Regions from separate parts of the Homo sapiens genome. Here region 1 is linked to region 2. Evidence: chromatin loops called from intact Hi-C (ENCODE). Cell type or tissue: heart left ventricle. All regions are shown on one strand. Each heading gives the region's core, and the rest is flanking DNA. Links, peaks and the distances in the headings are about the cores only.

What was found. A loop is a pair of places that touch in the nucleus more often than their neighbours do. Peaks named below come from ENCODE experiments on the same cell type or tissue, not always from the same donor. Only the 100,000 strongest peaks of a DNase experiment are listed, where the experiment ranks them.
Region 1: it touches region 2 in a loop (2.2-fold over the local background); 1 of 110 quality-filtered maps calls a loop at or near these places.

What each region holds. Positions count from the first base shown.
Region 1 is chr1:232,551,924-232,555,696 of GRCh38, reverse strand. The region is part of intron 2 of SIPA1L2 (signal induced proliferation associated 1 like 2); the gene reads left to right. Among named protein-coding and RNA genes, the nearest start is that of SIPA1L2, 76 kb to the left of the region's middle. RefSeq lists a silencer at 120-414 and an enhancer at 3,504-3,773. In heart left ventricle, for the core only: no CTCF peak of the experiment used is centred there; a DNase peak (open chromatin) is centred at 2,116; H3K4me3 peaks cover 791 bases; H3K27ac peaks cover 2,017 bases.
Region 2 is chr1:231,851,585-231,855,357 of GRCh38, reverse strand. The region is part of intron 9 of DISC1 (DISC1 scaffold protein); the gene reads right to left. The region is part of intron 12 of TSNAX-DISC1 (TSNAX-DISC1 readthrough (NMD candidate)); the gene reads right to left. Among named protein-coding and RNA genes, the nearest start is that of DISC2, 35 kb to the right of the region's middle. In heart left ventricle, for the core only: no CTCF peak of the experiment used is centred there; a DNase peak (open chromatin) is centred at 1,557; H3K27ac peaks cover 296 bases.

The DNA of each region.
Region 1 (3,773 bases), core at 820-3,319, 700 kb before region 2:
ATCTTTTTTGAATCTGCTGATTTTTCTGTGAAGCTGATGTCATGGTCTGGACCTTTACTCTTACATATGCTAATTATTAGATTACATTTGGCTGTTGAGGCTTCCTTAGAGGGGGCTGAAGAAAGTGGATTGTTTATCAGCTGTCTGCTTTGTCTTAGACTTGGTGATACTTCAGTGAGAGCCTATATATGGTGGAGCAACTGGAGGTTCTTCTCTCTGTTAATTAGGCATTTGGTTAGTCTGTCTTGGGGAATTCTGGTTAGAAGTACACCTTGGGGAACCTGACTCCTCACTCCAGCTGGAGGTGATAAAGATCAGGGTGGGGTTATGCTGCTCCAGGTTGGCTTTAGGGGGGCAAAGCATGGCATTGTAAATAGAATTACATTCAGACTTGGCTCCACAAATACCTGCTCTCCCACTCTGGCTTCAGATTACCGGTGGAGGTGAATTGTTGAGTCTGAAAACTTTTCTCTGTTTAATTTTGGGCATGGGAGTAGTGCAGCTGAAAGATAAATAATGTTTGGGTGGTTTCATTTGTTCGAAAGAAGAGTCACTTGTTTTCTCAGAACTGCTGAGATTAGTGATGTGATTTAGAACCTAGAAGTTTTTCACATGTTTGTATTGTAACTGATTTTAAAGTAAAAGCATCTGCCAAAATTGAATAATTAATGTCCATAAGTTTGTAAACTCAATTTCTTGTTTATTTGCTTTTATTCCATGGACAGTTATTGTAAGGAAGCAAGCTAAATACTTCACGGAGAGAAAGGGACATTTAATTTTGCTAATTACAGACACAAATGTATGATGTGCAGATTCTTTCACTTAGAAATTCATTGTTGGAAGTTATTTCCTTATTGTTATTTTGATAAAAAATAATTGTACCCCTTTTAGCCTGTTAGATAAAATTAAACCAAGAAACTCCGTGGAATGCCTGGGAACAACACCCAACTTGCCAGCACAACAGCTGCAAGGCCAGGGCACACACCAAACACGGCTGATGCAGATCCCATTTCTAGAAAGAAAACATCAGCACGTGTGTGACAGTGTCAAGATATGTGTGCATAACATAAATATTGCTCTCTAGTTAAAATAAGTCGTCGTTTCATTCTTCGTGACACCAGTGTTGTTGCAAAAGCAAACTGAAGGGAAATCTACATGGTATCCTGAGAAAGACTAAAGGGAACTATTTTTAGGGTAGCATTGTGGAAAGACTTTTCCTGTTGAAGGCTTTGGAATTTGAGAGGCTGGATAAAGTAAGTTTGTTAAAACTAGGACTTTAAATGTAAATATTTTATTTCATAATCCCTTCTTTTAGCACAGCCACTTCACCATATCCTTTCCTGTAGGAGCCCTTCTTCTTTGTATTGTGTCCTGTTATTGAAGTTTCAGACTGTCCAGCCACTGATCTGCTATGTCTCTCCTATAGATTGTTCTCCATTTGTCCTTCTCTTCTGGTTTGCTCTGATGACTGCATTTAAATAATTCTAGTGCTTGTTAACATTTATCTCTGAGAGAGACAGACAGGAGATGAAGATAGAAATTTAAAACCAAATGTATCCATTTTGATTCTTAATAGTTACTCTGGTGGAAAAAATAACTTTTTAGAGATTGAAACCAGTGTTGTGGACAGATTTGTATGTTAATCTTGCCTCCTGCAGTAGTTTATAAATGTCCTGGATGGAGTCAGGGCTCATGCCTTAGGTATTTCTCATTGCCTACCATGGGGCCTTGCTGCTTGGTAACTTCTTAATGCTTAAATGAAAGAATGAACATGGGTTATCAGAATTTTCATTGTGTTGATGGCTTTTATGTTCTTTATGAGAAAGTTTTTGTTGATCACTTACAGATGGCTCACCTCTGTAATGAATATAAATATGTGTTTGTACTCTTGGAATTTGTCTGATAATGGAGATAAATATTCACAAATTACAGAAAAGACCAATTTTTAAAATGAGTTTTATGGTAGAAGAGGATTTAGACATGTATTTTATAAGGAGAAGAAAACATTAAATGGACGCTCAGGGGTAAGAGTATAAATATAGGAGACAGTCGAGCAGCTAACTCCTCTATCTAAATCCTGTGCTGGCTCCTTGCCTCCTGGCAGCCTGGCCACTTTCCACGTGTAGCTGAGGCCAGAGACAACGTGTCACATAGTGATATGGACAAGAGACAGGAAACAGGGAAATACTGGGTAGAAGAGGGCAGTTCTCCAACAAAGGCCCCACCCCCAAGCCTGGAAATCCACGGCCCTAAGTGGGAACAGGCATTCCCGTTTTCATGCCCAAATGTTGTCTTTTGGCCCACTACGCCCCCCCGTCCTGTACCCATATAAACCCCAAACCCCAGGCTCCATGAGCAGACGGGCAGATGAACAGAAGAGAGAAGGGCAGCAGAACAGTGCAGCAGAGAAGGAGAGACGAGGAGGAGCATCTGAATATCCAGAGAAGTTCGACTAGGGACAGTTGGGGAGGAGATCAGCCACTGGATGGCCAAACTCCAGGGGAAGATGATCCTCCCACTCTACCTCCTCTCCAGCTCCTCATCCATCCTGCTGAGAGCCACCTCCACCACTCGGTAAAACCCCTGAATTCACCATCCTTCAAGTCTGTGTGTGACCTGATGCTTCCTGGACTCCAGACAAGAACCCGAGTACCAAGAGGGCACTGAGCTGGTTAACACTTAGGCCGTCTGCAGATGGCAGAGCTAAAAGCATGCCCACTGGGGCTTTGGGAGTCGCAGGCACCCACCCCTAGATGCAGCTGTGTGGCTGGAGCCCAAAAGATCTCCCCCTGGTTCCTGCACCTGCCTGTGTGCATGCTCCCCCTCCATAAGGGGTGCCACCCCCCGTTGTACATTCAGTGAAGGGGGTCAGGGAAGTCTTCTGTTTCAATTGTAGTGGCCATTTTATGGTGTTAAAATACAGGAATCTGCTTTTTTATTTCATGAATGTTATTTCTTTCTCTTATACTATATTTGCTAGATATAATCCATTCACTTAAGCATTCTTTGATTCAACAGATACTTATTGGCTGTGTGTGGTGGTTCATGCCCATAATCCCAACATTTTGGAAGGCTGAGGTGGAAGGATCACTTGAGCCCAGGAGTTCAAGACCAACCTGGGCAACAGAGCAAGACCCCAGCTCTACAAAAAATACAAAATTAACCCGATGTGATGGCATATGCCTGTAGTCCTAGCTGCTTGGGAGGCTGAGGCAGAAGGATCCCTTGAGCCTCAGCTATGATTGCACCACTGTGCTCCAGCCAACCCTTTCTCTGAAAAAGAAACAAGCAGAAAACGAATATTTACTAATTACTTAGTCTGTGTCAGGCAAGTTACCAGTTCCATAAGTCAGTGAGAGCTACCAATCTCCTGATTTCAACCTTTTACCTAAGAATTAAGAAAATTCTGTAATGCCAGGTAAAGGCAGTATATAAGCATATTGTTATCAGTATTAATAAAAGGTGATATTTAATCACCGGTTGCTCTTTGTGAGGCACTGGACACTAAATATTTGATATAAATCTAACCCTCTCTGGCTTAAAAACTTACTATTCTCAGCCGGGTGTGGTGGCTCACGCCTGTAATCCCAGCACTTTGGGAGGCCGAGGTGGGTGGATCGCCTGAGGTCAGGAATTCGAGACCAGCCTGGCCAACATGGTGAAACCCTGTCTCTACTAAAAATACAAAAATTAGCCAGGCGTGGGGGCGGGCGCCTGTAATCTCAGCTACTTAGGAGGCTGAGGCAGGAGAATCGCTTAAACCCAGGAGGCAG
Region 2 (3,773 bases), core at 416-2,915:
TTTTAATGTACTGTTTAATTGACAAAAATTGTATGTATTATATATATAACATGTTATTTTGAAATATACATATGTTATATAGAAAGTTATTTATGAGACACTCTTGTGATTCTTTACAGTACAGTGTAAAGTGAACAAAGACACTTAGAATAAGGTGTAAGTTTTCAAAAGTGTCATTCACAAATTTAAAGATTCACAAAGGACGCTGCATCAACATTGAAAACCAAAATTTTCTTCAACTTTTTAAACTTCTTTTATACTTCCACTAAATAAATTTCTTTCCTTACCTAGAATTTCTTATTTTTCATTTGATATTTCCTCACATTAAAGAATTATTGTAGGGGCCAGGCACAGTGGCTCATGTCTGTAATCCCAGCACTTTGGGAGGCTGAGGAAGGTGGATCACTTGAGGTCAGGAGTTTTAGACCAGTCTGGTCAACATGGTAAAACCCCATCTCTACTAAGAATACAAAATTAGCCAGGCATGGTGGCGGGCACCTGTAATCCCAGCTACTCCGGAGGCTGAGGCAGGAGAATTGCTTGAACTCGGGAGGCAGAGGTTGCAGTGAGCAAGATCGTACCACTGCACTCCAGACTGGGCGACAGAGTGAGACTCCATCTCAAAAAAAAAAAAAAAAAGAATTATTTTAGTTCCTTAGTTTCTTGTATCACATACCTCCAAGTACAGGGTGATACACTACACACCACATAGGAGAGACATAACTTTGAAGTCTAGGATACAAACTTGAATCTTTTCAGAACATAACAACTAGAGGAGGCCTTGCAAAGATTTAACAGCAGGAGGAGAGGCTGACAGCAGGAAGAGCACATGAGAATTCATAGTTATAGCTAAGTGTTTTATTAGAAGGTTTACATATACTGCTCTACCTTTTATATAAAAGAACTATATGGAAATGGATATTAGTAGGTATATTTGCCAGGAGTTTTTCACATATTACACATATTTAACAATTTAACAGGCATTTTACTTTTTAAAAGTTTTACAGTTCTATATATCACATCTATCATATTTCATATTATCACATATATCACTTCAGTTGTCCCTCAGAATGACTAGAATAGGATTTCATGCTCACTTTATAGATGAGGAATTTGAGGCTCAGAGAGAAAAAAATTAGAATGACTTACCCACAATCGCTTAGTAAGAGGTCAGCCGGGATTAAAACTCAGGCCCACCAGACAACAAAGCCCCAGCAGAAGCTAGCCTCATGTTGTTGATTTATGTATTTGTGAGTTGGTTATCAGCCCCAGGGTCATCGTGACCCAAGAATCCCCTTGGGCCGCCCTAGACTGACCACCCCACCCAGGTGGGTGAGCAGCTTGGCCCTTCGTCTAGGAGATTGCTACACTCATCTCAATCCTGTGCAGTAAACAACAGATTATTATTGTCAGTTTAGCTGCTAAAGGAGGTTGTTTAGGGTGGTATTTCCAGTCTCATTAGGGCCACTGGGACTCCCCAAACTTAAGTTCAACCACAAATTCAGGGATACAGGCACTGGAGATGCCAAGTCTGCAGCGAGCCAGGACAAGGCAGCTGCTGTATCTTGGCCCTGGGTCAACCCTGGAGCCTATCTGTAGCCTGTCTTCAGCCTAGTTGAGCCTACTGCTCTGTGTGGCAAGTTCCTCACCAGTCAGCCCTTAAAACAAGAAGCCAGTACCTTCCTCACCAGTCAGCCCTTAAAACAAGAAGCCAGTACCTGTTCCCATTCCACCCTCTCAGTTCGGAAGAACTTTAATGCTAGTACAGTCATGTACCACTTAACCACATTTTAATCAGCAATAGACCATGTATGTGATGGTGGTCCCCTAAGATTATAATGCCACATTTTTACTGTACCTTTTCTGTTTAGATATGTTCAGATACACAAATACTTACAGTGTGACAATTGCCTACAGTATTCAGGACAGTCACATCTGCACAGCTTTGTAGCCTAGGAGCAATAGGCTGCACCACGTAGCCTGGGTGTGGAGTAGTAGGGTGCACCATCTAGGTTTGTGTAAGTACACTCTATGACGTTCACACAATGGCAAAATTGCCTAACGATGCATTTCTCATAACGTATCCCCAACATTAAATGATGTAGGACTGTATTTGATTATTTTGTTTCTACAAATATTATTCTCTTCAGTCCTTTTTTAAAGGATAATGGTAGTTTATTAAGGTCTAAATACCTCCAGAAAGAATGCTAAAGGCAAATATCAGCAAAGATGTCTAGCAGGGCTTCAATGCATCCTCAAGCAGTGTTACTCTTAAAAGCAGAAAAGAGTAGAATGCATTTGGTTCTGTTTAAAAATCAGATCCAGAGGGCATTTCCTAACTGCAGTCTAATATTTTAGAGCTGCTATAAGGTCAAATATTGGGCCCAAATCCATAGCTATGTGGCATAAACCCTTGTAAATGACAAGATGAAATTTGTAAAGAAACAAGATGAAACAGTAAAGAAACTTCAACTTAGTTACAATTCTATTTCTTTTTCATGTTAAAAACAAAAATCCCTGACTTCTTTCTACTCAATATCATTTACAGTCTGACCAGTGCTTCTCCACCATCTCTCTCCCCAACTTCATCCCATATGGAAGATGGAATTGGCACCCATCTTCATTATTACAAAGCTGATGCATTTAGCCCTTGATAACAATGCCAGTTTAGGCAGAGAGGGAACCTCAATTGCAAAATAATTATGGCTGGTTGAAACTGTGAAGCCTGAGGAATCAGAGAATTAATTAGCCACTCCTGCCCTGACTTAAGACCAGGTGCGCATGTGCCCCAAATGTTGCTATATGAATGCTTTACAAAATATTAGGAAAGTTAATGATCCTGACTGTCTCTTGGGTTAAGAGTAATGTGTTTAAGAAAGATGCATAGAAAAGCTGCGTCTGATTTTACATCCTTCGTACCCTTGCTGTGCTCACCCCTGTGAGTAGTTCTCCTATATCACCTTTACTTAGCAATGCAAAGGGAAGTGAAACCAATGAATAGTTTTGGAGCATTCCACATCTAAAACCTGAGATAAATAAGCTCTGAAATAAAGATTCAGAATAATTGAATCAATGAGCGACTCCAAATGTCACCTTCAGATATTCTGAAATGAGATATTCCTCATCTATTACAGAGGAAAAGTAAAATCGATTGAAATTTGTTTTTGTCAGTCAGGCCTTTGGAGACGAGCCGACTGGTGTTTAATCCCATGCTACCCCTCGCTGGCTGTGTGATCTCGAGCAAGTTACCAAACCTTTCAAAGCCTCCATTCCACGACTGAAAAATAGGAAGAGCAACATCCCTCCCTCACAGTGCTGTTCCTGCTGTAGCAGTAGAAGGTCCTGGACAGGTCCCATACCTCACAGCAGCCAGACCTCCTCCTAAGCACCCTCTCCCATGAAGGAGAGTGTGTGAGCCCTTGGTAAACCTCTCACCTTGTGCACCAAAGCTGTCCAGGTTAACACTTTGCTCCCTCCTTTCCAAAGACAAGGTCCCAATTTTATATTCTAAGCCTTTTGTAAAACAGAGGTTCAGAAGAGTGGGGAACTCTGCCTCCTCAAATGCTCATTCTTCCGCCGGCCCATGAGTGCCGCATTCCCACTCAACTGGCCCACATGAAGACCAGCCAGCCTGGCTGCCCTTCTGTCCTCACTTCTCATGGCCCTTACATGTGAGATGCTCCATGACGACGCATCACGGCCAACTCCTCTCCCCATCTCTGTCTCCGCCACAGCCTTTGGCACCTGTAAAATGGGGACACCTGTGCTGGGGG